2 separate regions of the Mus musculus genome follow, and region 1 is linked to region 2. A link is a contact called in ENCODE Hi-C data. All regions are on one chromosome and are shown on one strand. Each heading gives the region's core, a stretch centred on a gene start or an enhancer-like site at or near the end of the contact. The rest is flanking DNA. Distances are from core to core; before and after follow the strand shown. Region 1 overlaps E030030I06Rik (RIKEN cDNA E030030I06 gene). Region 2 holds the start of 9230019H11Rik (RIKEN cDNA 9230019H11 gene).

Evidence for each region. Hi-C counts contacts between places; a loop is a spot of excess contacts on that map.
Region 1: a map of T-helper 1 cell shows a loop between it and region 2 (281-fold over the local background). The contact joins the enhancer-like site here to the promoter of 9230019H11Rik in region 2. A Hi-C loop is called at or near these places in 5 of 37 maps with a recorded cell type or tissue (T-helper 1 cell, T-helper 17 cell, T-helper 2 cell and 1 more).

The regions. Positions count from the first base shown.
Region 1 is chr10:22,139,054-22,146,080 of GRCm38, reverse strand. E030030I06Rik (RIKEN cDNA E030030I06 gene) reads left to right here. Exons shown (of 2, transcript NM_001254745.1): 2 at 1,567-1,777. The coding sequence ends at 1,660. Among named protein-coding and RNA genes, the nearest start is that of E030030I06Rik, 6.7 kb to the left of the region's middle. Within about 2 kb of position 4,985, at least 1 of the 3 ENCODE cell types and tissues checked has a DNase peak (open chromatin) inside an H3K27ac peak, as active enhancers do.
Region 2 is chr10:3,116,961-3,124,582 of GRCm38, reverse strand. It overlaps 9230019H11Rik (RIKEN cDNA 9230019H11 gene), which reads right to left and starts at 4,742. Exons shown (of 6, transcript NM_001033977.2): 1 at 4,685-4,742; 2 at 4,287-4,407. The coding sequence starts at 4,377. It also overlaps the pseudogene Gm3318.

The DNA of each region.
Region 1 (7,027 bases), core at 3,736-6,235, about 19 Mb before region 2:
TTGTTTTTGTTGGTGTGAACCTCCGCCCCCCCCCCCCCCCAAGTTTGCAAAGCACCACTGACTTCACATTCTTTCTTACCTGGTGCGTCCCAGGCTTGATGAGCCAATAATGTCCTGCACACAGACTTGCTCTGGTTTATAGTTCGTAATCTTGAATTCTGGAGCCTTTGTCAGAATAAGACTGTACGGCCAGAGTGTTCCCCTTCCACAGGTGAGTTCTGTCATCACCTGAACCAAGACACAGAGATGGAGTAAAACTTGTTTTATCAGCAGTTTGTGCACCAAGTATATATTGAGGGCCTACCATGTGCTTGACAGCTTCTAGAAAAAAGACACAGGGCAGGGAAGTGAATGAGTCAGAGGGAATTCCTAAGCTTCTGAACTGTCTCTTGTTTGTTTTTGTTTTTTGTTTTGTTTTGTTTTGTTTTATTTTGTTTTGTTTTGTTTTTATCTGAGACAAGGTTACTCTGCGTAGCTCTGGTTGTCCTGAAACTCTGTCTGTAGACAAGGCTCTAACTCAGAGATCTGCCTGCCTCTGCTGCCAAGTGCCAAGATTAAAGGTGTGCACTACTACTGGCTAGCTTGCTGGCTTCCTTCTTTCCTTCCTTCTTTCCATTCTTTTTTAAAAATCACCTCTTTTAAAATGTATTTGTCTAAGCAAGGCATGGTGGTGCATGCTTGTAATACCAGAACTCGGGGGCCAGGAGAGGCAGGAGGTCAGGGTCATTCCAGCTGCTTGGCAAGTTCGAATCCAGCATGAGCTTCAGGAGACCATCTCCTCTTTATTTCAGTTATTACTTCCCTCAGTTATCCTGCCCAGCTTTACAAAGCCGCGCTTATGCTTGTGACAGTTTAATTACAGGAATTTGCTGATTGGGTAGATGAGACACGCAGAACACTTGTCAGAGTCACTCAATATATACAGTTAAATTTTCCCTTGCGGACACACAAGTTGACCTCTATAAAAAGGCCTTGACGAGTCACTAACATGTGCGAAAACTTGAGTTCCATTTATTTCAACGAGTGTTGAGGAAAGACCTCTTTTCTAAAAACTAGTTGTAGGAAAGACACCTGATTCATTGGTTGGCTACTCAGACAATTCTGCTGTCAGTGAAGGAATATCAGGATCAACAGAAAACTGGTATGTGTTCCTGTTCAGTGCACTGAGACATAGGTAAGTGTTACCTATGTCGCCCCAGACTGTAAGTTTGCTAGATTAGCAATAAAAAGGCTTCAAATTCAAGGAATAGCTCTGATGCCATGGTGATTGTCTGCCAGAAGATAAGGTTGTAATCCATAAATGTTTTGAGCACATTATTATTAGAGTATTTAGTCACAGTTTTAAGGGCAAAGAAAAATAAGATTTGTAGTGTTGCGATTATTTAAGGAAATGTTTCTCGTTTTCTCTTTTTAAAGTTCTCAGCAATGTGTAAGGAATATAAAAGAAGAGAAGTGTGACTTTAAGAACATCATATATTTATATTTTATTGTAAATTGTAAAGCCAGGATTTCAGAGGTCTTGATTCATGAGAGCCCTCATTAATAAATGTAACCTCCCCTCCCCAGCCTGAAACCTGTTTGCTCAGGTTTCAGTGTTAGAGAGCATTGGGGCGGAGCTTGCCGCCCTATCATCCTGCCACTCCCACTGCCTGCGTCCTAGCTGTTCCGGAGCCTTCGCGTGTTCACCTGCAACCTTACTCCACGATGATTTGGCGGGAATCGGGCCCCTTCCCCTGCTTCATAACTGAGTGTCGGAATTAGTAAAATCGAACCTTGATCAGAATGACTGCCTTGGTTTTATCATTCTCGCGTTCGCCTAGTCCCCTATTCTCTTCCAGATTCCAAGATGCATTTCCAGACTAGAACCCGGACATGTGAGCCGCTGGCCGGACACAACAAATAAACATGTTATTTTGTGGGTGAATAATCTATTGGGGGGTGCTTGCTTCAGTGAAAATGAGTAACGATGAGGTTTTAGCTCTGTGGTTGTATTCCTTTGTAAGTATATCATCATGGAAGTCATGAACCTCACTTGGAGTCAAGGAACATTGAGGTCTGTAAAAGGGAAACAGACACATCTGAGTAATTCTAGTGGTTTTCTTCTTGTTTAAGACTCAGGTCAACGAGTATCCACGGAGATAGATCCTTGTTTTAAAAAATAATGCTTCTCGTTTATTTCAGACCCACTGTTTAGATCTCTGACAGCCTTGAGCAGTTGGCAGTTGCCAGTATTTATGTCTACCAGGAGTGTGGGTAGGAAGTCTCATTTGCAGTACACCAATCTCCAAAGATTTCCTTTTGAAAACATTTTTTCTCCCTTCCTTAATTTTTACATTCCTGTCTTACTAGTGTTTAGTGGATAATTTTGTTGTTTCTGTGTTTTGAGGACAAAAATCTATTATCATACCAGAATGTTTGTTCTCAATTTACATATCAAATATGCCTTATTTTCTTCTCATTTAGATTTCCATTTATAACAGTTGCAGTTTTAACATACTTCACTGGAGATCCATTTATTTATAAATAGCCTATTGTACATTTGAACAAATAAACCAATAGGCAGTGTTTTCCTATTGTAAAGGAGTTTCCTATTGAAATCTGGAGTTCCAGATGCTGGTTAGCTTTAATGTGGGTGCTGGGTAATCAAACCTGGGTCCTCTGGAAGAGTAGCCAGTGCTCGGGGTGCTTGACCTAACCTACTATATTTCATTTATTCAGAGACATACTCAACAATCAACAGTAATAAAAAGCTCCAATCATAGTAGTCTGTGCACTGAATCGGTGGTGTGGGTGTCTCTCTTGTGTTGGGGGTGGGGGGGTCCAGCCCCAGGGCAGCTTCTAAGAGCAAATGCCATAAAAGTGTATACATGGGTGAGTACAGGAAATGCTGCTAGGTGGTCAGTTTGGGTCCAAGCCTATTGCAGATTACTATAGAACAAAGGAAGCAGTTCGATTGGCTTCTTTCATGATTGGTTTCCGAGGACACAACCAATAAGAATATGTAATCAATTCGGGCAGTAAAAGCAGAAACAAGGTATGAGAAAGTGTCCTTATAATAGTAGTTAACAGCACAAAATGGCAGGCTAGCCAGGTAAGAGGTTACCTAGGCCTTATCTAATCTGAAGTAGGCCTTCACATTCGATCTAGGCCTTAATAGTTTACCTGTACCTTAACAGCTAGCAGCTTTGCCCTCTGAGCCATCGCACATGCATGTATAGATGGATGAATATCTTTCTCTGTATTCATTCATTTATGAGATGCAAAGTCTCTGTACATGGTGCAAAAACATACAAGACAGACCAGGCCGGCCTCTCAAGTAAGTTCTGCCTCTGCCTCTCCCCAGTGCTGAGATCAAGACAATGTTTCTCTGCGTAGCCCTGGCTGTCCTGGAACTTACTCTGTAGACCAGGCTGGCCTGGAACGCAGAAATCTGTCTGCCTCTGCCTACAAAGTAGTAGGACTAAAGGCATGCCCCACCACTGCCCGGCAGTCTATTACTTTTAAATGCCAGATGAATCCATTCTTTTACATTTTCGGGTTGGTTTGTTAGTTGATTTTATGTTGTTTTTCTGGAAGTGTGGTGGCCTACCACCCACTCAAGACCAGGCATGAGAAATAAATAAGTAAAGATCTCTGAAACACAAATCTGGGGTTGGTACTAGCTGGCCATGGAAACACATACACACATGGAGTATTAAGCAGCTACATCCTCACCTGTGGGGGAGAGGGACATGAAACAGTTTCCACAGCCTTTTTATTGGTGGTGATGGTGATGATGGTTAGAATTCCTTGTTTATTTCTAAGAATCCCTGGGAAATATGATTTCTTTGATCTGTGTACCCTAGACTAACACACACACACACACACACATGCACACAAACATGGAGTGAGTGAGAGAGAAAAAGTAAGGAGAAGTGACATGAATTTTAGGAAAAAGAGATATTAATGGATTAATATTACTTCCATACATACAGACAGACAGACAGAAAAAAGAGAGAGAGAGAATTAGAGTAGAGCTGGGGCAGTTGTGGCACACACCTTTAACCTTGGGCAGATTTCTGCGTCCAAGGTCACCCTGGCTTACAGAGTGAGTTCTCTTTTCTCTTCTTTTCTTTCTTTCTTTCTCTCTCTCTCTCTCTCTCTTCCTTTCTTCATTCCTTCCTTCCTTTCTTTCTTTCTTTCTTTCTTTCTTTCTTACTTTCTTTCTTTCTTTCTTCCTATTATTATTTTTCTTTTTTTTTATGAGATAGGGTTTCTCTGTGTAGCCCTGGCTGACTTGGAACTCACTCTGGAACTCCAAGAAACTTTCTATGCAGACTTGGTTTCAGATACCTGTGGTTCCAGACTAAGCCAGCCTGCTCAGGGACATCACAGATAACTAGAAACATAGATTTCACCACCTCTTCATTCTATGTAACCAACCATGTAATATAGCAACACTGCACAAAAGCACTTGATAGTAAATAATTCAAAAGAATAAATTTATAGTTCTACTTTCTGATCATAAGAAAGATACTCAGTGAAAGCTGAAATGCAATCAGTCAAAAACTCTTTAATAAAATCCAAATGGCCTTCCTTATCAAACTTCTACAGACAACAGGACTAAATAGATCATGTTTCTCACTATTCAAAAACAAAAAGCAAAAATAACAGGCTAGGCAGTGCCTTTAATCCCAGCACTTGGGAAGCAGAGGCAGTCGGATTTCTGAGTTAGAGGCCTGCCTCACTCTACAGAGTCTCAACAAACAAAACAAAACAAAAAATAAAACAAACAAACAAACAAAAAGAAAGAACGAAAAGGAAAGGCAGAGTCAGGCTTTTACAGGTTTGAGGACAGCCTGCTCTACAAACTGTGTCCGACCCAAGACTGAAAGTCTCTGAGAGGAGTGGTCAGTGGGCAGGTCGCCTACAGCTCACAAAGGAAAAGGCAGAAGTGGTGTCAGGAGCTCCATCTGCTGGGGGACTCTGGGCTTGTCAGCTCTGGGTCCCAGCCTCCGGTCCTTGGTCCTCTGACTGCCGCCGGCAATCCCAGAGCTGGGAGCAGGGACCTTCGGAAGCAGAAGATAGGGCAGAGGGGAAGGAGCTGTGGGTTGAAGATGAGGCTCTGTTTCGGGCTTGGGGCTGCATGCTCACCCGGGGAGCGAAAGCAGCTGGAGGAGGAGTTGGCGTGGCAGGGCGAGCCCTGCCCGCCTTGTCACAGCCGGGCCAGAAAGCATGCTGGTCCAGGCAGGGTTTTAACCGCCGCCTCTGCTGCTGCTGTGCTGACCCACCCGTGCGCGTGGGAGCAGAGGGGGAAGGGCTCTGAGACGCATGGGGAATCTATGGTTTGATTTATGGCAGTGAATTCTAGAAGAGGTAGGGCTGTTGATCCAGGTGGGACCCAGGTCTGCTCTGAAAAACAGTGGCTTTAACTTCAAAGATAAGAGTCAAACCAAAAGTCCCCTCTAGTGACCATTTTACATTAAAAGTCGGTCACTCGGAGGAGCAAAAAGTCTGCCAAGGTCCCTTCTTAATTTCTACTGAAAGATTATGGGCCCTTGATCTAACTTCAGTCCAGTGGTCTAAAGTCAAACTTAGTGGGGGTCGTTACAGTCCATCCAATATCACGGAAAACACGAAACAAACACAAAACAGACACACACACACACACTGACAAATACCTGAAAACAGACACAAAAAACAAACACACACTGACAAACGGACAAAAAACAACTCAGAAATGCAAAAAAGTCAGGGAAGTGCTTAAGTCTTCCAATCTAGGAAGACTATTAACTCTTTACTTTCTGCCCCAGACAGACTCCTGGAGTCCTTCCTCTCGCTCAGGGCATCCCCCCAGAGCGAGCAGCAGCCCTTCTGCTGTTCACACTCAGTGCCTCATCCCAAGGTAGAGGTCTTCATTTCTCACGAAACGTAGAGGCTGCAAATTTCAGCACTGAACCTCGCCGGCTCACAGAAATATTTTAGACAAAAAATTTCACCTCCAAGTGGGTCTTCGGAGACGTGGGTGGTCACGCCAATCCCGGATGAACCCCCAAATGAAAGACTCTGAGAGGAGCCCCTTGCTCAGGCCTCAGGACAATAGCAGACACCCAAGAACTCAGGAGAGACCAAGCTTGATGTAAACCACAGGAGGCTTTATTTGGGGAAAGCCGGAGCTCTGGGGACAACTCATATCCCACACAGAGGTAGAGGAGTCGACCTCTAGGGGAAAGAGGTCCCAGTTTTTATAGGCCCTGGGGAGAAGTGGGGAGTAGGGGATTTCCAGATCTAAACAATGTCTATTCTCAAGAAATGGGTATGGGAGGGGTACAAAGAAAGAGTCTGGTGCAGGTGTATGTAGCAACTCAGGATTGGCTGGGCTGTGGTTGCTGGGGAGATTTTCTGACTCTTTCTCAGCAACCAATATCACAAACACCAGGCAGTGAGGTGCAGCAGTGGGCACACAACTGGGTTTAAGGAACGGTTAGAACATTGGCAGACACACGAATTCAAGGAGTGGCCAGAGCATTGTGCACCTCTATTTTTCTAAATCAGTGAAGCTAGTTCTGCTAACAGAGAAATCTATTTTGCCAATTTCAGGGCTTCTGTGACCTTTTACATTCTGTCAGGATCTTTCATTCCCCACTTCTTCTAGTTACTAGTTCTAATCTTAGAACTAAGCTGCAATCTCTTCTTCAAGGTTCTGCAGAGACTGGTATTGTTGTCTTAGTACTAACAGCTGGATGGCACCAATTTTTTCTCTAATAAAGGTCACCAATTTATTAAGATTTAGTAGGCCACACATCAGCAGTAAGAGCAAAATTATTAGAGGGCCCATCAGAGTAGAAATGAGGGTGGTCAACCAAGGGGGGTTTTATTTTTCAGGAGCTTGCTTTATGTGAGAGGCATGAATCTAAACAGAGATGCCTTTTACTTTGACAGCAGTGGGGGTGGTCAGCAGCACGATGTAAGGGCCTTTCTAACAAGGTTTTAGATTCTCAGCTCGATATCATCGGACAAGAACTGCATCTCTCACCTGGAACTGGTG
Region 2 (7,622 bases), core at 3,493-5,992:
GACATCTATAATGAGTTTTAACTGTCAGTGTTATCACACCTATAGTCTCCTAAGAAATGAGTTTCTAATTGTAAGACTGTTTTGATGGTAAATGATGTAAGAATGCCCGTCTTAATGTGGACATTATCATTCTCTGGTCAAGAGGTCTCTGGATGAATAGGATATCTAGCTCTTTTGAGTTGGTGATCCAGACTGCAACTGTTATCCTTTTCTGGTCCCTGCTATACCTTCCCCGCTGGGAAGCAAGTTCCTTGGTCATAGGTAATTCTGTGTGGAATAGCAAGTAAGCCTGCCTCTGAGATCAAGTCCTGACTTCCCTCCATGGCACACTATAACTTTGAAGTAGAAGTCTAGTAAGTCAGTTTTTCCTTTAAGTTCCTTTTGTGTAGAGTGTCTTATCACAGCAACAGAAGGAAACTAGATCAACACAGTGCCAGATCTCCTGGGCCTAATGTAGCATTCCTGGGATGGCTTCCTAGAACTGGTCAGAAGATGGACCTCAGTACTAGAACAGTACCAGTACCAGAGAAAACCTAGGATGGTTAAGTCTGGTAGTGAAAGAGTAGTTATCACAAATCTCAGAGACATTCATGTTCTCAGATGGACTTAATAGCAAACATTTCCAGAGAAGTTTTAAGAGTCCATGCTGCTCTGTGGAATGATGGAGACCCTGTTGAGAAGTGTAGTCTGCTCTCACCAGAGAGAAGGGCCTCAGAATGTGGTGAAGCTCAGGGAAGATGCTGATTACTGAAGGCTGGGCAGGGTGGTAGGAATCTGTGTCTGTAGCTTGAAATCCCAATAGTGGGGTACAGAAAATTCTATCACAAGCAGTGGTCAGGAGAGAGTAACATCAAGGACAGTGGTCCACTGATGTGTAAAGGGTACAGAACCTGATGCCTGACTGCTTAAGGGGGCCTTGGGTAACAGGACACAAAGACGCTAAATACAGATGGATGGTTAGCCTACTCAGATGGGGCTGGATTTACAATATAGATAGTAAAGACTCTTATAGCTCCTGTCCTATGACAACCCCAGGTTCCTGTGCCCATGGTGTGAAACTGAAGCATTGGAGTTTGAAAGGTGGAGCTTCAGCTAAGGGCACTTGTTTTTCTAACAGAGAATCAGATTTGATTCTCAGCAACTGTTGGACCATGTTGAACATGGTCCTGTGGGAGATCATAAGTCTAGCTTGAATTTGAGATCTGCCTCAGTCAATCCCATATTGGGGTGACTCAGAAAGACTTGTTTGGCCCTGCCTCTGAGCCTCCACTGCTGATGTGAGGCTTTGCCATTGACCCGGTCAGTTACCCCTTACCCTCCACCCCCCTTTCCTGCCTCTTATGTCATCCCACACCACCAAAATTCCCCCACCTTAAACCCTGAACTTAAAATAAACAAGGGGCTGATGCTATAAAGTTGAGTTCTAGCTTCAACAAGACTCTGGGCAGGGTGTGTTTCTTATGGGCCATTCACATGCTCTATCCTGCTCAGCCCTGGACAGACCCAGTTGGCCTTGGTTCTCAGCTCTACCCTGGACCTGACAGCAAAGAGCCTACAAACAACAACACATGGTGGCTCACCACTGCCTACAACTTTAGTTCCAGGAGATCGGATGTTCTCTTTTGGCCTGCAAGGGCATCAGGCACATGTAAGCTGCACATACATACATGCATATGTACATACATTCAAAACACAAATGTGTATAAACATAAAAAAACCTTTGTAACTGAACTACCTTAAAGACATACCCCGACTGATGGATGTCCTAGGAGGGCAGACCAGGTCCCAACCAAGAGACACCACTCATCCCCACAGCGGGTGAATTCTTTCTCTCTGCACAGCTTCATTACTGCTCTGTAACTTGGGTATGAAACCCTAGACAACAATGTTCATGTATAGTGTGTTGTTTTGAATGAGCCTCTCCTCTATAGAGTAAGATGTTTGCTCCAATTTGTAGAAGCTGTTCGATTAGGTTTAGGAGGTGTGGACTTGCTGATGGAAGTATGTCACTGGGGGTGTGGCTTTGAAAGACATTCCCATTTATTCATTTCTGGACCTTGTCTGTGGTTTAATATGTTGGCTCCCATCTGGGCATCATATCACCTCGCTTTAATCCCAGCATTTGACAGGTTGAGTCACATGGTTCTTTATGGGTTTGAGGCAGACTGGTCTACATAGTTCTACGTCAGCCAGAACTACACACTGAGATTTTGTCTCTAAACCAAACCCAACCAAAAATATGTGGAGCCTCAACTTGCTGCTGGAGCCACCATGTCTGCCTGCTGCCATGCTCCCCTGCTGTGAGGTGATATTATCCTTGTGAAATATAAGTCTCTCCAAACTCTTCCTTTTGCGTGTTACCATGGTCCTGTGTCTTATCCCTGCCTAAGAACATAACTAATACCATTATCATATAAGTACTGGAGTTTTTACAGGTCAGAAAATCTGTGTTACACCTGTTACACTCTGTGCTTGGTGGTCAAAAGCAACCAGAGAAAATCCGTCTTTGAAGAGCAAGAGTACATCTGCCTAACAGAACCTATCACTTAGGCTATCTGTCAGCCTGAGGTTCCAGTGCGAGAAAATGTCCCTGGGTAGAGTTCATGCCAATTCCTAATTGCTTAGGCAGAAGACACCCTGACCCTCCTGCAGCAGAAAAAATGCACTCCCTTACAAAATGGGTCCTGGCATGGTATTGGGCTCTGAGAGAGAGAGCAGTCTCTGCTTGTAGGCTATCAGGAAAGGCATCATGAGCTGAGCTCTTTCTCATTTGAGTGTTAGGTGGACAGGTCACAGTCAGACAAGATATACCAGAAATATGACATTGCTGCAGGAACATAAGAAGTCACTTGTGTGTTAAGATCTCCCTGGGAGGGAGAGACAGGTACATTTGTCTGATTGAACATCTCCTGTTCCCTAGAAGGCTATAAATCTTATCTTGAGGAAATGACCCAGGTCAGTCCTCAAGTCAGCTGCCACCTCTCCCTCAGAAAGCATCCCAGGCTTCAAGGAGAGTCTTCTGTGTTCCATGGGACCCTAGGAATCCATTGGGTAGAATGGATAGATGAAGAGGCCTTCAACCCAGGACTTTCTCCTGCCAATTCTAGTTGACCTAGAAGCCAAAGGCAACACAGAACCCACTGCTGCCTGGGAAAGATGCAGTTTTCACAGTACTCTTGGAGACGTTCTGGGGGTGGAGGTGGGGGATAAACGGGATGGGCACCATTACTGGTTCATGGAAAGTACCCTGATCTGGGTTAGAAGACAAATCTGCTGCTCAGTCATAAGTTTGTTGTCTTCTGCTGCTCTCACACCAAATGCAGAACTGGGTAGTTGATGCTGAGAGATATACAGCAAAGCTTGCCTGATTGCAATCAAGATTTAGTGTCTTACATTTTCATAAAAAAGAACTCTCCCCTGTCTAATTACCAGCATTACCCAGGAGGTGGATGTTCCAGGAGGCCTGGGACCAAGGGCAGAAGCCTCCATAGGTCCCTCCCAGTACCGTTGCTAGGGTCATCCTCAGAAGATATAATTTTCCAGCTTCTTAAGGGCATTCTGGGGAAGGGAAAGTGAGGAAGGCCAGATGGGCAGGGAAGGGAGCTGAGCAGGCTGGTGGCTGATGAGCCACGTGTGCACTGAAGCTGAGCCTGGTATCACACACCTGTAATTCCTGCAGCTGGTAGACCAAAGGAGAGAAGGGATTATTTCAGTTTCTAGTGTGGGGGTGAATGAAGCCTTGAAACAAAATAAAAAGAGAACAAAAGAAGTGGGGAGGCTCCCTTGTCCCTGGAAGCATCTGCTGTGACCTCCTGGACAAATACCGTGGGTATGTGGGAAGAAAGTTCAAGGACAAAGAGTTTCCTGAATGGTGGAGGGCTCATGAGGAATCCCTTGGGAAGGCAGTCTCTAGCACAGCCTGCCTTAGGTCCAGGACAGCTGTCTGAAACTGTCTCCTGGTCTTGCACTGCTCCCAACATACCCAATCCTGGTCACTGGGTTTTAGGCTTCCTATAGATCCAGATGGTGCTGAGGGCATCACCAGGTACTCCCTTTCTGCCCCCTGCACTTTTCATTTCTGCTCCTTTCTCACACTCTAACTTTTCCCTTATCTCTTCAATCCCCTGAAGGCTGGTTCTGGGAAAGCCAGTGTTCCCAGTTGCTGTGGTGCTGGACTGAAGAGTGGGAAGCCCTGGAGTTTCTGGTACCCCAGACCTGGGAACTGACTTAAGCCAGTTTCCTGTTCCTAGCAGCAACCCTGCTCCATGTAGGCCATGGGAACTCACGAGCCAGCAGCTTGGTGTATCCACAGCTCAATAGAATTAACAGCCTCTGGATCATAGAATGATGGTGCTTGGTGTCTGCTGCCTTGGTCATGGTTCCTTCTGTCAGAAGATGTGACTGTGGCTGCAGGGAGAATGGGAAGTTAGCATGTCCCCTGTTGTGGTCCTAGTGTAGACTAAAGCAAGAGTTCCAGGCACCTGGCTGTGAATTCAGGCCTTCTGTACTCTGACCTTGCATCTCCCTAATCCACCTTTCCTTCAATTTCTTCTGGGATCCTCCACCTGCCTCCCTGTGGACCCAGGCCCCTCTCACACTGGGTCATAGGGAGATAACAACTGTGAGCATAGTCCTGTTCAGGGCTCCCATGCCCCAACCGAAGTCTCTTCTTCTTCTCACTCACCAACAGCTGCGCCCTCAGGGACTCTTGGCATCAGTGTGAGGAAAGTCGAAGAAAGAACAAAGTTGGTGTCTTGAGCAGGGGCTTCTAAAATCCCCAATCTGACTAGAGTTTGAATAATTTATGCGGGGCCACTCCCACAGCCTGAGTACCTGGAGGCCTTCCTGTGGTCACCAAACCTTTGCTGTAGCCACTCCCCCTGATTCTTCTCTAGCTTCACATACACCCCTAGTCTTGCTCCATCCCTCTAGGATCCCCTGAGACCCCCAGGCAGCTCTTCCTCACTTCCCTCTGTGCTTCCCTGCCTCTGTCTCATTTCTCCTCCATCATTTGCCCCTTCCCTATCACCCCCTCAAGTCTTTTGTACCCATAAATATTTGTTGTCTCTCTGCCTCCTCACCCCCAACTCTCCTTAGTCCCATCTCCATCAACTTCTTTATCTTCTCCCCTCCCCTTCTCCCTTACCTCTGCCCTCCCCCCAACTCCACAACCCCACTGCATCCCCAACCCCCCACCCTCTCCCCAGACAATTCCTATCTTGTGGGGAAGGAAGGCTGGTGCTTTTCAACTTAGCTCTGTGACAGGGGAATCTAAAGCCTTGTGGAAAGTTCTGCAATCGCAGTTTTCTTCCAATTAGAAGCAGCTCTGGGGCCAGAAGAGATGCTCAGAGGTTAAGAGCACCCACTGCCCTTTTGGGATCCAGGTTAGATTTCCTGCACTCACAGAGCAGCTCACAACCTTCTATGACTGCTGCTCCAGGGGATTCCAGGCAGGCTTTGGACCTCTGCACACACTGCATGCACATGGTGTAGAAACACAGAGGGAAAACACTCATGTAGCTCACTGGCCTGGACTGCCCGCGCTGCCAGGAGAGGCAGCTTGCTTCATGAAGGGGTCCTGGTGAGCACGGTAGCTGCCTTGGGGCTGCGATGCAGGAGACATTTTTCTGAGTCATGGCCAACCTCTTCTATCAGCTGCTATATGAGGAGTAGAACCTGTTTGACATCCCGTGGGAGGCTGAGCACCAGTTCCAGCAGCAGCTGCAGGGCAAGCATCCCAGAGAAGTGGAAGAGGCCAGCAGAGCTGGGAACAATGGCAGTTGTAACTAGGTTGTCACCTCAGGACACAAGTCCATTGAAGGTGGCCATAGGAAGTCTCAGAAGGAGCACAAGAGCCTCGCAGGGTCCAGTGCACAGCAGGCAGACAGCCTTGAGGGCCTGCAGCTGCCAGGCCAGAAGCAGACTCTTAGAAGAGGGGAGCAGGAAGGATGGAGTGACTACAGGGAGACAGACTTGGTGCTTCATAGAGCAGAGTGAAGGTCCTACAGGGAATACTGGACCTATGACACTGAGAGACAGGCTGATTTGACAGCGGGGAAGTTTACTGATGAAAAACCAGATGATAGGTTTGATCCGGACAGACCACTGAGAGGACAGGGTGGCCCCAGCAGAGACCTGAGGAACAGAGGTCTAGGTGGTCCTGGGAACAGAGCTTTTGACTCTTTTGACCAAAAAGGGAAAGAAGATTTTGAAAGATACAGTAGCAATGATAAAGCAAACAGAATGGAGGAGAGTGTGGGTGGCTGTGGCATTCCCCCCTGGGCATCAGGTAAAGACACTAGTGATAGCCACCTACACCCATGGAAGAGACCTGGCCGATGGAGGAGTGCCAGGGCACCCTGGATGAGGAATCTGCAGCCAAAATTCCTGAGCTGGAGGTAGAAGAGGTAAATCAAGTCCAGGAGACGACCTTAGAGGAGTGGAAAACCTTCAAGAACAAACCAGACCAAAGCATGAGTTCAATGTGCGGAAGCCGGAAACCACAGTTCCTTCCAAGGCAGTGGTGATTCACAAGTCAGATACAGAGGTGATAAGGACCATGAGGATGGGTCTCCTGTCTTCCAGAAAGCTGCCATTGACATCACAGCTGGAGGTTAACTTTGGTAACCTCCCTCGCCCTGGACAGGGAGCCAGAGGCAGCACCCAGGGAAGCCTAGGAAGAATCAGAAGAACTGAGAACTATGGTCTCTGAGCAGAAGTGGTGACCCAAGATGTTGCTCCCAACCCGAATACCCTGAGGACTTCCCTGCCCTGGCCTAACAGCCACTCCTCTGCAGCAGAGCAGCACTATGAAGAGACTTTTCTTGCAGCAGAAGAGTCAAGAAGAGTCGGTCTCTAAGAACAACAGCTACTGCTTTTCCCATGTCATGTGAGATTGTTGCACTTTTTGGCTCAATGGGATGTGGAGTTCCCATGAGGTCAGGCCCTTTCCCAGATGGAGACTTTTGTAAGGAATAAAAGGAATGTTAAAAATGTGTAAATAGGTTCTAACATTTCCATCACAGAAGTACAGAGTAAAGTAAATTAGAAAATAGAACTGCTGAGCATGGTGGCTAATGCCTTTAAACCCAGCACTTGGGAGGCAGCAGCAGGCAGATCCTGAGTTCAAGGCCAGCCGTCTACAGAGTGAGTCTTCAAAAACAAGACGAGAGTAGTCCTTTAGTGTTCCAGGACACATGGAGACATGGAGACCTGCTCACATAGAGCAGTCCTACCATAATTTTCATACCATTCACCAGTTACTGCTCAGTTCTGAGAAAATTCCTGAGTTGTGGTTTAGACATTTGGCACCAGGGACAACCACACTGAAGCAGAGGAAGTACTGGTTTTCAGTGGTGATTAAAACTACCTGGTGCAGTGTGGCACACATCCTCACTTAGTATGTGTGTGCAGACTTACTTAGTATGTGTGTGCAGACTTAGTATGCGTGTGCAGACAGTATGTGTGTGCAGACTTAGTATGTGTGTGCAGACTTAGTATGCGTGCGCAGACAGTATGTGTGTGCAGACTTAGTATGTGTGTGCAGACTTAGTATGTGTGTGCAGACTTAGTATGCGTGTGCAGACTTAGTATGTGTGTGCAGACTTAGGATGTGTGTGCAG